Linked DNA regions of Homo sapiens: all the other regions are linked to region 1. The links are chromatin contacts, found by Hi-C or POLR2A ChIA-PET in ENCODE. All regions are on one chromosome and are shown on one strand. The core of a region is the stretch at or near the end of the contact, and the rest is flanking DNA. Distances in the headings are between cores, read along the strand shown. Region 1 holds the start of ETF1 (eukaryotic translation termination factor 1). Region 2 holds the start of DNAJC18 (DnaJ heat shock protein family (Hsp40) member C18). Region 3 has its middle 36 kb from the start of STING1. Region 4 holds the start of STING1 (stimulator of interferon response cGAMP interactor 1). Region 5 overlaps FAM13B (family with sequence similarity 13 member B).

The links. Hi-C counts contacts between places; a loop is a spot of excess contacts on that map. ChIA-PET counts read pairs that join two places held with the same protein, here RNA polymerase II (POLR2A). Pooled maps may share reads with other maps.
Region 2: a loop to region 1 is called in a pooled map, with 9 times the contacts of the local background. The contact joins the promoter of DNAJC18 here to the promoter of ETF1 in region 1. A Hi-C loop is called at or near these places in 8 of 50 pooled maps. POLR2A ChIA-PET finds 5 or more read pairs at or near these places in 3 of 52 experiments (H1, activated CD4-positive, alpha-beta T cell and endothelial cell of umbilical vein).
Region 3: a loop to region 1 is called in a pooled map, with 4 times the contacts of the local background. The contact joins the enhancer-like site here to the promoter of ETF1 in region 1. A Hi-C loop is called at or near these places in 4 of 50 pooled maps. POLR2A ChIA-PET finds 5 or more read pairs at or near these places in 2 of 52 experiments (A549 and activated CD4-positive, alpha-beta T cell).
Region 4: a loop to region 1 is called in a map of CD8-positive, alpha-beta T cell, with 22 times the contacts of the local background. The contact joins the promoter of STING1 here to the promoter of ETF1 in region 1. A Hi-C loop is called at or near these places in 2 of 168 maps with a recorded cell type or tissue (CD8-positive, alpha-beta T cell and naive thymus-derived CD4-positive, alpha-beta T cell) and 6 of 50 pooled maps. POLR2A ChIA-PET finds 5 or more read pairs at or near these places in 1 of 52 experiments (activated naive CD4-positive, alpha-beta T cell).
Region 5: a pooled map shows a loop between it and region 1 (3-fold over the local background). The contact joins the enhancer-like site here to the promoter of ETF1 in region 1. A Hi-C loop is called at or near these places in 1 of 50 pooled maps. POLR2A ChIA-PET finds 5 or more read pairs at or near these places in 2 of 52 experiments (T-cell and activated T-cell).

Annotation. Positions count from the first base shown.
Region 1 is chr5:138,541,776-138,544,823 of GRCh38, forward strand. ETF1 (eukaryotic translation termination factor 1) reads right to left here and starts at 1,461. Exons shown (of 11, transcript NM_004730.4): 1 at 1,322-1,461; 2 at 1,058-1,161. The coding sequence starts at 1,143. RefSeq lists enhancers at 972-2,171, 1,113-1,902, 1,622-2,021, 1,903-2,692 and a silencer at 1,282-1,331.
Region 2 is chr5:139,437,415-139,440,784 of GRCh38, forward strand. It overlaps DNAJC18 (DnaJ heat shock protein family (Hsp40) member C18), which reads right to left and starts at 2,111. Exons shown (of 8, transcript NM_152686.4): 1 at 1,992-2,111; 2 at 1-144. The coding sequence starts at 2,031. RefSeq lists enhancers at 181-681, 1,982-2,481 and a silencer at 1,669-1,778.
Region 3 is chr5:139,516,805-139,519,745 of GRCh38, forward strand. No RefSeq gene overlaps it. Among named protein-coding and RNA genes, the nearest start is that of STING1, 36 kb to the left of the region's middle. Within about 2 kb of position 1,272, at least 30 of the 41 ENCODE cell types and tissues checked have a DNase peak (open chromatin) inside an H3K27ac peak, as active enhancers do.
Region 4 is chr5:139,481,439-139,484,381 of GRCh38, forward strand. It overlaps STING1 (stimulator of interferon response cGAMP interactor 1), which reads right to left and starts at 1,320. Exons shown (of 8, transcript NM_198282.4): 1 at 1,112-1,320; 2 at 772-864; 3 at 40-266. The coding sequence starts at 266. It also overlaps the pseudogene LOC101059986. RefSeq lists enhancers at 483-712, 1,233-1,362, 1,373-1,492.
Region 5 is chr5:137,996,410-137,999,301 of GRCh38, forward strand. The region is part of intron 7 of FAM13B (family with sequence similarity 13 member B); the gene reads right to left. Among named protein-coding and RNA genes, the nearest start is that of FAM13B-AS1, 35 kb to the right of the region's middle. Within about 2 kb of position 1,567, at least 2 of the 41 ENCODE cell types and tissues checked have a DNase peak (open chromatin) inside an H3K27ac peak, as active enhancers do.

The DNA.
Region 1 (3,048 bases), core at 211-2,710:
GCACTTCCTGTAAGTAAAAAGTTTCTATGACTGGGAAAGGAACAAAATAAAGTAATAAAAGAAACAGGAATACCCCTGGCACACCTTCCTCAAACGAACAACGTTAAAAAAAAAAGAAAACACACACACACAGCTAATTTTAATCTAGCCTACTCTCCCCCCAATGGACACACCTACAGTTTCTTATCAAAATGTACAAGACTCAAAGCCCATTTAATTCAATTATGAATCTCACTCAACAAGCATCAAGCACATCAGGCGCCTCTCTACAGCGATATCCCCACAAGTTTCAGAGAAATGCCAGCAGGGACTCTGTAGTTATGATTCCTATCAAACGGCCCCCTAACCCGTATTTCTCCTGGACATACACATGCAGATTCATTAACCAAAACCTACCCAGCACCCCTCACATCGCGCGTACGTTGGCATTTTCAGTTTATAGGTGGGTCCTGGAACAGCTAAAACCAGGAAGCTCCGGGGTAATTAGAGGACTTGGGAGAAGTCATCTTGGGACAGGTGGAAGACCCAGAGAAATCAGGAATCAGAAAGAAGCTGTCCCTGGCCACCTCTGCTTCCCGTCCCATCCAAACTTCACCCACCCGGGTCTCAGAAGCCCAGAAGGGAGAGGCCATTTTAATGAGGCCTGGCTGAGAAATGAAGGGAGAAGAGGAAATCAGGGAAGGGCCCTGGGAAAGGAAGGCCGAACACTTTGCCACAATAGCACCCGAGTCGGGTGGCAGCACCTGGAGCCCGAAGAGGGAGGACCTGGACTTAAGGGCCCGGGAGAGGTGCAAAAGTAGCGGTGGCCTACCACGAGGGGGGCCGAGTGATCTAAACCGGGGAGCGCGGGCCCCTTACCCCCATGCGGGGAAAGGACCCCTTCTCGGGCCAACCGCGCCGACCCTCGCCCCTGGGTCAGGGGCTACTACCCAGAGATCCAGAAGGCGGGAGTTGGCTAGTGCCTGGTTCTCCTCATCCGGCCATGCGGCGCGGGGGCGTCCATCCTGAGGGGTCCGGGAACCAAGAGGGCACGGAGGGTGCCGGACGCGGCGCTCACCCGCGGGCCGCCTCCAAGCTCTTAATGAGCTTCTTGATCTTCCAGATCTCCACGTTCCTGTCGGCAGCACTGGGGTCGTCCGCCATCTTCTCGCCTCCTCCTCCCTAGAGCGGCCCGGCGGGGCCCGGAGACACCAAGACCACAGAGTTAGCGCCGCCGCTGGGGCAGAGCGGCCCCCTTCCTCGCCATCCCCCAGAGGCCCTCTCCTCCCGTCCGGTGCAGCTCGCCACAAAGGTCACCGGCCTTTCCCTCCCTGTGCCTTACCTAAGGGCCCAGTCCTGGGCGGCAGCGGCTGCTCCTCCCCGGCGGCGGCTCCGCGGCGGCGGCGGCTCTGACGTAGGACACCGGCTCCCTCTCTCCAGGCAGCTGCATGTGTTGCAATCCGCTCACATGGGGCCTGTGACATCACTTCCTCCGCCAGGGGCGGAGTGGAAGGCGGCAGGCGGAAGGGAGGGGGCCGGTGCGAGTGAGGAGAAGCTGGGCGTCCGCCGCGACTTCTCATTGGCTCTCTGCCCCGCAGCCTACAATGAGCCCGCCGATTGGCTGCAGCTGGGTCCGCGCCGCCTTGTGAGGTAAGGCTGGGGGGTGGGAGGTGCCACCTTTCTTCCGGCCCGGCAAGGCGAGAGGAGGAAGCGGGCGGAAGCCGGTGGCTCTCGCGAGTTTACTGAGAGCCCCCGTCAGGCTCGAATGGGGGTGGTTCTTAAAGAGAGAGGACCGGGGTCGTCGTCTTTTCAGTCCATTCTCCTTGAATAGGGTGGACATCTGAGGCTTTGCGACTCGAAGCTAGGCACTTGGGCCCGACGCGCGGTTTGAACGGTGCTTGAGAAGCCGCGAAGAAGCGCCTCGCGCTCAGCGGCTTCTTCGCTGACGAAGTGCTGCGGTCTGCGTGCGTCATGGCTGCACGGAATAGTGTGGAGGAGTCCTGGCCAGTAGGTCTGGATGAGGAACCTGCCTCCGGGCGGTCCGGGACCCTCACCTGCAGGGGCGAAAGAGGCCTGTTTTCTCTCGCCCCAGAGCTAGGACGGGCTCACTTTGGACTTAGAACTTTATGGGGTGGAAGACAGCGGGGGCTGCCTGAGCTTGGAGACCTGAGGTATCTGGTCCCATGTATGATTTGGCCTGAGCCGTTGAGAATGGGGGTGGAGAGAGTTGAAACAAAATGGGCATCCACATACGGTTAGAACTTTATCTTTTTGAGTTAGGATTTTTAGGTGGCTACTTTGTCCCCCCTCACCTCGTCTGGGTTCAAATATTGAGCCCAGACCGTGTGCTGGACCCTGTTTTCCTGGGGATACAGAGGTGAACCAAACAGATGACAGTACTTACCCTTATGGAGCTTATAGTCGATTGGGTTTTTAAGTTTGTGATTTTATACTTTTTGTAATAAAATAATTACACAAATGCTTAAGTACTTCAGGGTGCTCTGAGAGTGTATGGCGGGGACCCAGCTCTGAAATGAGACCCAAAGGATGATTAAGAGTTTGTCAGGAGGAAACAGAATACAGTTGAGAACTACAGAAACGCCAGTGTGCTGGCACAAGGTCAGGGACGGGGAGAGTGGTTTGAGGGAGCAGCAGGGGAAGAGGTCATGTAGGGTCTTTTAAGCCAGATTCAGAAGTTTGGTTTCTTTCAAGAACAGTGGGTAGTTTAAAGGGTTTAGAGCCCTGGTGTGGACTGGAGAGAGTACAGGAGAAGCCCAGAGACCATTTTGGCTGCTTCATTATCATGTGAGAGATGATTTTCGCTTACATTAGGGTGGTGACAGTGCAGATAGAAGTGAATGAAGGGCCTGGTGCAGTGGCCCACGGCTGTAATCCCAGCACTTTGGGAGGCCAAAGGGGAGGATCGCTTGAGCCCAGGAGTTTGCGAGCAGCCTGGGCAACATGGCAAGATTCCGTCTCTACAAAATTACAAAATATTAGCCTGGTGTGGTGGCCCGCGCCTGTAGTCCCAGCTGCTTGGGAGGCTGAGGTGGGAGAAACCCTTGAGCC
Region 2 (3,370 bases), core at 861-3,360, 900 kb after region 1:
CCTCACCCTGCCGGGTCTGAGTCCACTCATTCTCAGACTTCTTTTCCTTTTGTGCCTTCATGCAGTTACAGCAGCCACAGGGGTCATGACTCTCAGGAGGTGTGTCTTCTGGGTATTTGTTTCTTCTAACTGCGTCAATGTAAGCTGCAAACAACAGCCCCTCCATTAGGTCTCCATCTGACCCTGAAAATCAACTTTGCAACCTGCCTTTCCTCTCTGGGAGGCTGCTCGTAAGCATGAGAAGGTAAGCATGATGGCCAGGGCTAGAGGCGTCATGCTGACTTTTAAGCACTCATACAAAGCTGAATAAACATGTTTCTCTGTGGTCCGTGGTCAGAAGAGACACTGCTCGTAAAATAGTATTTTTTGTTGCAGTGCCTCCCACCCCTAAAATTTAAAGTAGAGAGGAGTTCAATTCTTTTACACTAACAATTATAGAACTAATATATACCAAGGAACTTGGCTAGAAGATCAAGAGGGCGGATGGGTAAGATCTACTCCTGACCACAAAGAGGTTAGTTTAATGCAAGCTTGTCCAACCCGCGGCCCACAGGTGGCATGTGGCCCAGCACGGCTTTGAGCTCAATACAAATTCGTAAACTTTCTTAGAACATTATGAGGGCCGGGCGCGGTGGCTCACGCCTGTAATCCCAGCACTTTGGGAGGCCAAGGCGGGCGGATCACGAGGTCAGGAGATCGAGACCATCCTGGCTAACACCGTGAAACTCCGTCTCTACTAAAAATACAACAAATTAGCCGGGCGTGGTGGCAGGCGCCTGTAGTCCCAGCTACTCGGGAGGCTGAGGCAGGAGAATGGCGTGAACCCGGGAGGCGGAGGTTGCAGTGAGCCGAGATCGCGCTACTGCACTCCAGCCTGGGTGATAGAGCGAGACTCCGTCTCAAAAAAAAAAAAAAGAACATTATGAGATTTTTTTTTGCAATTTTTTTAAAGTTCATTAGCTGTCATCAGTTAGTTATTTAGTCGTCAGTTAGTGTATTTTATGTGTGGCCCAAGACAATTCTTCTTCCAATGTGGTCCAGGGAAGCCAAAAGATTGGATACCCCTGGTTTAAAGGGAGAAGATTCAATAACAACACCTGCAGAATGTAAAGAGGGTCATAAGCAATACAGTCAAAAGGGGCAGAGCACTCATGTCTTCTCTGGAGGACCTGAGAAAGGCTTTAACAACATCTTTCTTCCGCTTAACATCCCTCAGCTACCTCCACCCACTGCTCCTGGACAGTCTTCCTCTAAGTCGGCCTGGCTAACTCCGACGCATCCTTCTTGTCACCATTTGTAACACTTTCTGCAAGAAACCTCCCTTGACAGCCAGTCTGCGTTAGGTACCTTGTAAGTGTGCTCTCCAAATCCCTGACCTTGCTGTGTAGCCCAGGCGTTTTGTATTATTCGCCCGTTTTGTAATTGGCTGTTCAGTCGTCAAACTCTCTCAGTGGGCTGCGAGTTTTGTGAGCTAAGGGACCCATGTCAGTCAAATCCCCACTGCAGAATCAGCATTAGGCGGGGCACACAATAGGTATTGGATCAATATTTTTTGCCTGACTGTAGGGTGGAAAAGGCTGGTCCTGATGCCGGCTGGAGCGACATGATCAAACAGGGACTGAAGGTCAGGTGGCCCAGTTAGGCGAAAGATAAGGGCCAGGTTAGCAAGCTGCGGAGAGACCGCAGCACCCCACGGGCCCTCCAGTCACCTTGGCATGGGCGGGGCCTGACAGCTGCGGGCCCTGGGCGGGGCACGGGCGGGGGCGGGGCTGGGGGCCGGAGGCAACAAGTCGTCACCGGTGACTCTGGGCTCGCGGTCGGTCCCCAGCTTCCCTACCCCATCCGCAACCCTACTCAGGCTCAGCATCTTTTCACAGGCCTCTATCCATCACCTCAGACCCAGGATCTCAGCCCTTGTGCGTCTTCAGGATCCTCATCCCTGATCTCTCCCGAAGGCCGCCCTATCCCTCCTTCAGGCGGGGACCTAGTACCTTCCGTCCAGCGCTCCCCGCTGCCCAGAGTCGCCGCCATATCGGTTCCCAATCAGCAGGTCCGCCGAGCCTCCCCCGTGCCCGAGGCTGAAAGAGAAGGGGGCGCGGAGCGCGGGGCACGCTGGTCATTGTAGTCCAGTCCATATGAGCTCCCGGGGCACTGGACTACAACTCCCGGCAGGCTCTGCGCCAGAGGCCGTGGGAGACGCAGAGAAGTGCTCGACCTTCGTCAGGAGATCTGTGGAAGAGTGCTGCTGCCAGCTGCCAGCTGCCTGCAGCACGGCTCTTGGCTTTTCCTCATTTGTAGAGTTGGGATAGTGGCTTCGGCCCTGCCTAACCCTAGGGACATCCAAGGAGGGGCGACTGAAGTCCTGCCTGGAAAGGGCTTCGCAAACTATAGGCTAGAGGGTGACAGTATGACTATTATGCTCCTCAGGGATGTCTTTTTGAAGCATACGCTAATGCCTGTTCTGTGCAGTCAGTGGTAGGCCCTGGAGATTCAGAGATGGGTTTTGGGGATGCGGAACCCAGCCTTTGGAAGCTTGAGTCAGGAAAATAGAAAAGTGATGTAGATTTATGGGGTTGGAGGGCAATCTCAGTATGTCCCTACTGCCCCAGCTCCTCAGGCACTGGACATCAGAGGGTATCGGGGTGGAGAAAGAAGACATGGAAAGGTATTGGGGCCGGCATGAAGAGCCTCCATCTTTGCTGTTCCTGTCCTTCCTCCAACCCATCCTACTCCAACACCCCTCTGACACTTTTCTCCTCTCTTCCAGTCTAGTTATCTCTTTAGCCCATTCGTTTCTTTTCTGAAGGACCAGACATTGAGATTAGTAAAAAGGAAATGAGGAAATAAATATTCTTGCTGTTCCTCATCCAGGTATGGATGGAACCTAGCAAAGAATAAAAGCAACACTTTCTTCATAGGTGGATGGCTACAGTTCATCCCCAAACAAAAAATTACCCAGAATTAACTGAGGTCTTACCCAAGAAGACCAAATCAATCATGATATCAACTAGCACCTACTTAGGCAGTTGGGGAGAGATGTATATTCCTGGACATAAACTTGGAAGGGTAAAAGCACCAAAGGGCATGCAGTTCCAGCCCTTGCCTACAGTCATGGCCCTGGCATCACTGACATTATGCCCACTTAAGAACTCAGAGAACGGCCGGGCGCGGTGGCTTATGCCTGTAATCCCAACACTTTGGGAGGCCGCGGCAGGCGGATCGCGAGGTCAGGAGATCGAGACCATTCTGACCAACATGGTGAAACCCCGTCTCTACCAAAAATACAAAAATTAGCTGGGCATGGTGGCGTGTGCCTGTAGTCCCAGCTGCTCGGGAGGGAGGCTGAGGCAGGAGAATCGCTTGAACCCAG
Region 3 (2,941 bases), core at 22-2,521, 970 kb after region 1:
ACCCTGTTTTTGGCTTTTTGGGGTTTTTTGTTTTTTTTTGTTTTGTTTTGTTTTTGAGACAGAGTCTCACTCACTCGTCGCCCAGGCTGGAGTGCAGTGGCGCAATCTCGGCTCACTGCAACCTCCACCTCCCGGATTCAAGTGATTCTCCTGCCTCAGCCTCCAAAGTAGCTGGGATTACAGGCGTCTGCCACCATGCCGAACTAATTTTTTGTATTTTTAGTAGAGACGGGGTTTCACCATGTTGGCCAGGCTGGTCTCGAACGCCTGACCTCAAGAGATCCGCCCACCTCCGCCTCCCAAAGTGCTGGGATTACAGTAACCCTGTAATTTTTCCGGAGCTGCAAGAAGCGGGTCTCAACTAAGGAAACCTGGTGAAAATGCGTGCCACTCCCAGGGATTCTGATTTGATGGGTCTGGCACAGGGACCCAGAATCTGTGTATTAAACAAGCTCCACCAGTGATGTTGATGCAGATGACTGTGGATCCACCCAGAGGGAGGCTTTGTGAAAGATGGGCTGGAGGGTGCAGGGTCCAGGCCTCAAAGGCTGGTGGGTCAGACCGAGAAGTTTGATCTTTATATGAAAGGAAGGCTGCTGAAGATCATCAATCCTAGGAACAACATTATCTTTACAAATACCCTTCCTCAGAATCGCTTGAACCCGGGAGGCAGATGTTGCAGTGAGCCGAGACAGTGCTACTGCACTCCAGCCTGGGCGACAGAGCGAGACTCCGTCTCAAAAAAATAAATAAATAAATAAATAAAATAAATAAATAAATTTCCTTCCTCCAGCTGCAGGGCAAAAAATGGGTTGAAGAGCCGGACTGGTGGTAACTGGTGTGGCCATCCAGCCTGGAGTCGATGTTGGCATGAATGAAGACACAGGCAGTTGGGACAGAGAGAAGCGAGTGGGATGTGGAGGTGACCCGATGAAATACTGGCCCGGAGATATGAGGCATGAGGCGGGGAGCACGAGGGTGTCGAAGGGCCAAAATGTGGTAAGAGAAGCCGGAGGAGTGTGAGGACAGGTGGAAGGGATCCAATGTGGGATCTAAGGGGTCTGAGACCACCGTGGCCGCGGGAGGCAGGAGAAGGTACCGCAGAGCTCCCGGTGATGTGTCAGGAGGCCCTACACTCGCGCGTGCACTGGCTCGCAGTTTGGACAGAGACCCTACAGGCCAGGCCGCAGCTGCGCCCAGACCACCCCCAGCGGGTGAAGACTGCCGCGGCGGCGCAGTTCCCGGCATGCCTCCGGCCGGTGACTTCATCCGGCCCGGGGCCAAGGCCCGGCCTCCGCTAGAGGGCGCTGCTCTCAGCAGCCGCGCCGCCCGGATGGACTCGCGCCAGAGTAGGACAAGAGAGGCAGGCGGCGGCTGCTCCGTGCGGCTCCCACGCCTCTCGGGCGGCAGGTCCTGCCTCGGACCTGGGACCACTGGCTGGCGCCTGTGGCTCACATCTCCACGCCTTTGCCCGCTCCTCCCAGGAGCCCGAGTCAGAAACCTGTGCTTCACCCTCGAGAGCGCTGCCATCCTCCCCCTCAACCAGACGGGCATGGCGTCTGGTTGTCCGTCCTGTCTTCTCATCGTCTCAGAGCCCTTCCCTGACCCCTACCCTCTCTCAGACCAACAGGATGATGACAGGAAGAGGATCCAGGACCAACTCCTAGCGGTGACCTTGAGAAAACAATCTCATACCCCAGTTTCCCTTACAATGCAATGGAAATAATACTAACAACCCTGGAAGAGTGTTGGAAGGACTAAACGAAATCATCTTTTTCAGTACTAAGCAGAGGCTCAGTGAGCATCAGCGTTTTTTTGTTTGTTTGTTTGTTTTCTTGAAACTGGTTGGAGCCCAGGCTGGAGTGCAGTGGCATGATCTTGGCCCACTTGAGCCTCAATTGCCTGGGCTCAAGCCATTCTTCCTCCTCAGCCTCTGGAGTAGCTGGGACCACAGTTGCATGCCACCACGACTGGCTACTTTTGTTCATTTTTTTTGTAGAGTTGGGGTCTCTCTAAATGGTCTTGAACTACTGGACTCAAGCGATCCTCCCACCTCGGCTTCCCAAAGCACTGGGATTACAGGCATGAGCCACTGTCCCCGGCCAACATCAGCTATTTTAACACTTCTCTCTGTTGCTGGAATGTACTCACTGGCCCCAAACTCTTCAGTGGCTTCTGACTGCCCTCAGGATCAGTCCACACGTTTAGCTTGGCATGCACAACCCTTTCAGTCTCGTTTCTTGTCATCTCCCACGTCCTTTGTGTGCTTTATCACAGGCTTTGGCCTGAACACTCCTTTGCCACCTTTTCTACCTGCCTAAACACTCCTCACATTTTGAGACCCAACATAAAAGCATTCCTATCACACATACCACCTGCACCACCTCCCCCATAATGATCCCAAAGTTTTAAGATGCCCAGAACATCTTTGCTGCTGCTGCTTCTTTTTTTTTTTTTTTTTTTTGAGATGGAGTCTCGCTCTGTCGTCCAGGCTTGAGTGCAAAGGCGTGATCTCAGCTCACTGCAACCTCCACCTCCTGGGTTCAAGCAATTCTCCTGCCTCAGCCTCCCGAGTAGCTGGGACTACAGGTGTCCACCACTATGCCCAGCTAATTTTTGTATTTTTAGTGGAGATGGGGTTTCATCATGTTGGCCAGGGTGGTCTCGATCTCCTGACGTCGTGATCTGCCCACCTCGGCCTCCCAAAGTGCTGGGATTACAGGTGTGAGCCACTGCACCCGGCTGCTTCTTTTACCAGTAACAAAATGGAAACACTAAGGGACACTATGTCATTATTATAGATATTCTTGAGCACTCTATGCTGACTTTTAAGGACAATAATAGTCCTTCTTCTGGGTAGGGTGTGTTGGTGGTAGATGGCTGGGGAGGTGAGTGAGCTGGGATATTGGATGGGAAGAGGATGAGGAAAGAGAAAAGGAAG
Region 4 (2,943 bases), core at 70-2,569, 940 kb after region 1:
ACGTTGGATACCCCGTCCCTGGGTACTGCAGTGAGTCACCTGGAGTGGATGTGGCGCAGCTCCTCAGCCAGGCTGCAGACCCCGTTTAACAGCAGTCCCAGCTGCAGGGAGGCTAGGTGGAGCACCAGGTACCGGAGAGTGTGCTCTGGTGGCTCTCCTAGCCCCCAAAGGGTCACCAGGCAGGCACTCAGCAGAACCAAGGCTGCCTTCTGGGCCCCGTGACCCCTGGGACACGGGATGGATGGATGCAGGCTGGAGTGGGGCATCTGTGGGCACCAAGAAATCCATGACCATTCTCCCCTTGCCCTCCTGCCCTTCTGGGACTGAGGCTCTGGCTGGGCACTTCCTCCCAGTTCCCCTTTCCCTGGTGCCCAGCCACTCCCAGAGGCTGCTCTTAGAGACACCTCTAGGAGGCAGGCTGGGAATAAGTCACCCCAAAGCTCCTGTCTCAGCGAGGTTTGCTGAAAACAGAGCAGGGCCTGCACATACACGCCCCACCAAGACCCAGGGAGACCACAGGTGTGGTGAAGAAAGAAGGCAGCAACTATCCCAGACCCAGACTTGAAGCTGTCCTGTGCAGCCGTACCCAACCAAGAACCCTTGGGGACCTGGGTTCCCCTGTCCCCGGAACCCACCCCAGGGAGGACCTTAGTCAACAAAGTGGAAAACAGAGCTCAGGGAGTGGGGACAGGGCAGCCAGCAGGCACCCCCTCGCCTCTGGGTGCCAGGGGCCCTAGGTTTGGCGTTCTGCCAGGCTGATCTTGAGCCTACCTTCTGCCTCCCGGACACTGGCTGCTCTGGATGATGACGAGGAGAGAAGGCCCGGCGCTACGAGCAGCCAAGGGCAGCTTCTCTGAGTGCAGCCTGAAAATGAGATGTTAACAACGATTGGTTTCTCCACAACACTCTAGCCCTGGCGTTTCTCCAAACCGCAGCTTTACTGGTGCTGGGAAGGAGGGTATTTCCTGTTCCTCAGGAAGGGAGGTAGGAACCTTCCCTCAAAGCCCTGATGAGCTGGGCCTGAGTCCTGGGGTCAGGGGTGAGGTTTGAGAAAGCCTCCATTCCATTGCCCTTTGCTACCCCCAAACCAAGGGTGTTTAGAAACACTCACCGCAGTCACAGCTCTGAACAGCGGGTTCCCCTCAAGCCACCACGATCAAACACACTGTACCTAACACCTGAGCAGGACTCCACACACTCAGCCAAAGGCAGCACACACATCACACGATGATTCCCCGTCTCATATTTTTCTTCTGGTTTCCAGGATGCAGATTCTTTTTCTGAAAAGTGTGACCTAGGAGGGAGGAGTGAAAAATGAACAGTTATTTCCGGTAACAAGAGCTATTTTTATAAAGCACTTGGTGGGAGAGGAGGGGCACAGAGGAATGGGGGTTTGGCTCTTTGCAGGAAATGGCCACGCCTGTGACTTCTCCAAGAGAGCCTGCCGGTTTCTGCCCAGAAGGCGGTTGTGGGGATGATATTAGGTAGGAGCAAAAGTAATTGCAGGCCTGGCACAGTGGCTCATGCCTGTAATCCCAGCGCTTTGGGAGGCCGAGATGGGTGGATCACTTGAGGTCAGGAGTTCAAGACCAGCCTGAGCAACATGGTGAAACCCCATCTCTACTAAAAACAAAAATTAGCCAGGCGTGGTGGTGGGCGCTTGTAATCTTAGCTACTTGGGAGGCTGAGGCAGGAGAATCGCTGGAACCTGAGAGGTGGAAGTTGCAGTGAGCAGAGATTAGGCCACTGCACTCCAGCCTGGGCAACAAGAGCGAGACTGTCTCAAAAGAAAAGAAAAGAAAAGAAAAGAAAAATGATCTGACCTACATTGTTTGAGTGTAGGTTATAAAATCCCCATGCATCAACCTAAATTATAATAATAATAATAATAATAAAGTGTTTACCTTGTTCCAGACATTATGCCAAGTGTTGCATATATCACTTCACTTGTATATCATTTCACCAGCCACCCTGTCAGGTAGGTATAATTCTAGCCCCATTTTATAGATGGATAATCCGAGGCTCAGGGAGGTGAAATAACTGGTTTAAGTAATTGAGAGTGGGGACTTGAAGCCTGGTGGGTTGCTCCAAAGCCCAGCTTGCTCTGTGCCTTGATTTCATTCCAGTAATCCCAGCACTTTGGGAGGCCAAGGCAGGAGGATCACTTGAGCCCAGAAGTTTGAGACCAGCCTAAGCAACACAGGGAGATCCCATCTCTACAAAAAAAAAAAAAAAAAATTAGCCAAGCATGACGGAACACGCCTATAGTCCCAGCTACTTGGGAGGCTGAGGTGGGAGCATCACTTGACCCCTGGAGGTAGAGGTTGCAGTGAGTTGTGATGGCACCACTGCACTCCAGCCTAAGTGACAGAGTGATACCCTATCTCAAAAAAAAAAAAAAAAAAATAGGCCAGGCGCAATGGCTCATCCTTGTAATCCTCGCACTTTGGGAGGCCAAGGCAAATGGATCACTTGAGGTCAGGAGTTCGAGACCAGCCTGGCCAACATAGTGAAACCCCATCTCTACTAAAAGTACAAAAAATTCGCTGGGCGTGGTGGCGGGTGCCTATAATCCCAGCTACTCAGGAGGCTGAGGCAGGAGAATCGCTTGAACCCAGGAGGCGGAGCTTGCGGTGAGCCGAGATCATGCCACTGCACTCCAGCCTCGGCAACAAGAGTCAAACTCCATCTCAAAAAAAAAAAAAAAAAAGGCCGGGTGCAGTGGCTCACTCCTATAATCCCAGCAATTTGGGAGGCCAAGGCAGGCAGATCACCTGAGGTCAGGAGTTCAAGACCATCCTGACCAACATGGAGAAACCCCATCTCTACTAAAAATACAAAAAATTAGCTGGGCGTGATGGCGCATGCCTGTAATCCCAGCTTCTTGGGAGGCTGAGGCAGGAGAACTGCTTGAACCTGGGAGGCGGAGGTTGCACTGAGCCG
Region 5 (2,892 bases), core at 317-2,816, 550 kb before region 1:
ATTACAGGCGTGAGCCACGGCGCCTGGCCAGAAACCAGTCTTAAAACCCTAAACCCATGGCTCTTCCTAAATCACTTACACCTTCTTTCCTGCACCTTATCTAAAATTGAACCATCAGAAACCAATGAACTCACAAGAATGAAGCCCTAACATCAGCAACCCACAAAGAGAGTTTCAATTTTTCATCTTTCTTTTTTTTTGGAGATGGAGTCTCACCCTGTCGCCCAGACTGGAGTGCAATGTGCAATCTCAGCTCACTGAAACCTCCACCTTCCGCGTTCAAGCGATTCTCCTGCCTCACCCTCCCGAGTAGCTGGGATTACAGGCGCTCACCAACATGCTCAGCTAATTTTTTGTATCTTTAGTACAGACGGGGTTTCACTATGTTGGCCAGGCTGGTCTCGAACTCCTGATGACCTCGTGATCCACCCTCCTTGGCCTCACAAAGTGCTGGATTACTGGCATGAGCCACTGAGCCCAGCCCAATTTTTCATCTTTCTAAATTGAGTTTTAGGAAGGCATCAGAAGCACAACTTTAAATGAACTTTATAACACGAAGTAATTTTTTTTGGCTTGTGGTTTCTTAAGCATGAGCATAAATTAAAAATTACCTAAACCTCAAGCCAAAATAAACTTTCCCAATACAACACAGGAAAAAGATTACAAAGCACAGGGAAGAAAAGGTAAAAGCTCTTTTAGAACTCTCCTTTCTCTCTTCACATTTTTTAAAGGTAAAAATTCCCCTAAAATTTGTACATTTAAATATAAAGCTAAATGAGGCCAGATGCCGTGGCTCACACCCGTAATCCCAGCACTTTGGGAGGCCGAGGCAGGTGGATCACGAGGCCAGGAGTTCAAGGGCAGCCTGCCCAACATGGTGAAACCCCATCTCTACTAAAATTACAAAAAATTAGCTGGGCCTGGTGGCAGGCACCTGTAATCCCAGCTACTTGGGAGGCTGAGGCAGGAGAATCACTTGAACCCGGGAGGCGGAGGTTGCGGTGAGCTGAGATCGTGCCATTGCACTCCAGCCTGGACAACAAGAGCGAAACTCCATCTCAAAAAATATATATATATATAATATATATAAAGCTAAATGATAAACATGTGGATATAAAACAACAATTTAGAAACAATCTTGAGATTTCCATGGACTTCATGGATAAGAACCTCAGGATCAATCAAACAAAACTACTGCTTTTTCATGCACCCTAGGCTGCTCACACCCCAAACTCCACCATTTTTTCCACTCTGAAGACAGCTTAAATCTTAACAAAACATAGCTAATGACAACTGCAGAAATAACAGATACATGAACAGACCAATCAATACAACTCACAAGCAAACATTTAAACCACTGGTTCTCAAAAAGAGGTCTATAAACCTGAGAGTCTTCAAAACCGTCTATGAAAGAGTTAGAAGTACCTTCATACTGTATGCCTTTTTCACTGTGCTGACATTTGCATGTTTTCAAATTTCTTAAATTGGGAGGCCATCAGGCTGAGATGGCTCCAGTGCCTTGGCTTCCTACATAAGTGAACTGAAACCCAATGTCAACAGTAAGATGACTAATCAAAACCCACCAACTAACCTCTAACTAGGAACTTTCCACTGTATCATATCCAAATAAGGCAAATGCCTACCCAATCAAGTTATTTCTTTACTTCTGCTTTCAGCCTATAAAAGCCCCAATGCTCAGGCTGCTAAAGTGGAGCACTCTGAACCTCCTCTGGTTTTGACTGCTGCCTGATTCATGAATCCTTTAATGCTCAAATAAACTTAAAATTGTTGTTTAAAGTTTTCAACAATGATGATGCAAAATCAATGGTAGAAAAAGCTGCTTGGGGTCTTAGCATAAGTCCAGACAAGTAATACTGTGGCCACTGCATTCTTCCTCACCAGCCACTTGAAACTTTTTAAAAAGGGGCCAGTCCGTGACAGAGAAGCAGAAAACAATGATTAATTTCATCTTACTCCTTGAGTACATTTCTTTTTTAATATTCAGTGTAAAAGGGAAGTACTCATAAAGCACTTCTGCAGCATAACTTACCTTGTTGAGAGCTAAACTAATCACTTTTATTACGGAATACCATTTTTACTTGAAAGACTAACATCTAAACCATGGTTATTAGGACTTGAACACTGGCAGACATTTTCTCAGAAACGACTAAGACTCTAAGAAAAACTGACAATATAAAATTTGAATTTTCAAGCAAAAATCAAAATTCTGGAAAACCTGTATCCTCCTCCATAAGCTCAAAAACACCTGAATACTTAAAGATGCTTCTGATGCAATCAACAGTGATATTAAAGAATGTGAACTTTAACAAATGTGCCAACTATCTGGAAGATTACAGAACTCAGTGAAGCAATCTTTTCCAAATGACCAATATACCATATCCCATCCCCATCATGGTCCTCTTCCCTGGGTCACCGGGGCAGCCCCATCCTTTGAACGGTGGAGGTAGCCACCCCTAGGGCTCACACACTCTGTGCTCTGGTAGAGATGGTGCTGCCTGTTATCACACCAGAGCCATACCTAAAGTGGCAGAAGAGTATGGTACCAGGCATAATGGAATCTTGCCAAGGTCCCCAAGGTCCCCCATCATTGGTGGCCCCTCCTTTGCATTTAGGGCCTCCTCGCAGGCCCTTGCACTCAAGGCCTGTAATTGATTTCTGAATTGCCTTCAGGGTCTTTTTTTTTTTTTGTCTTTTTTTTTTTGAGACAGGGTCCCACTTAGTTGCCCAGGCTGGAGTGCAGTGGCACAATCATGGCTCACTGTAGCCTGGACCTCCCATGCTCAAGCAATCCTCCCACCTCAGCCTCTTGAGTCACTGGGACCACAGCACATGACACTATGCCCAGCTCATTTTAAAAAATTTTCTGGCCAG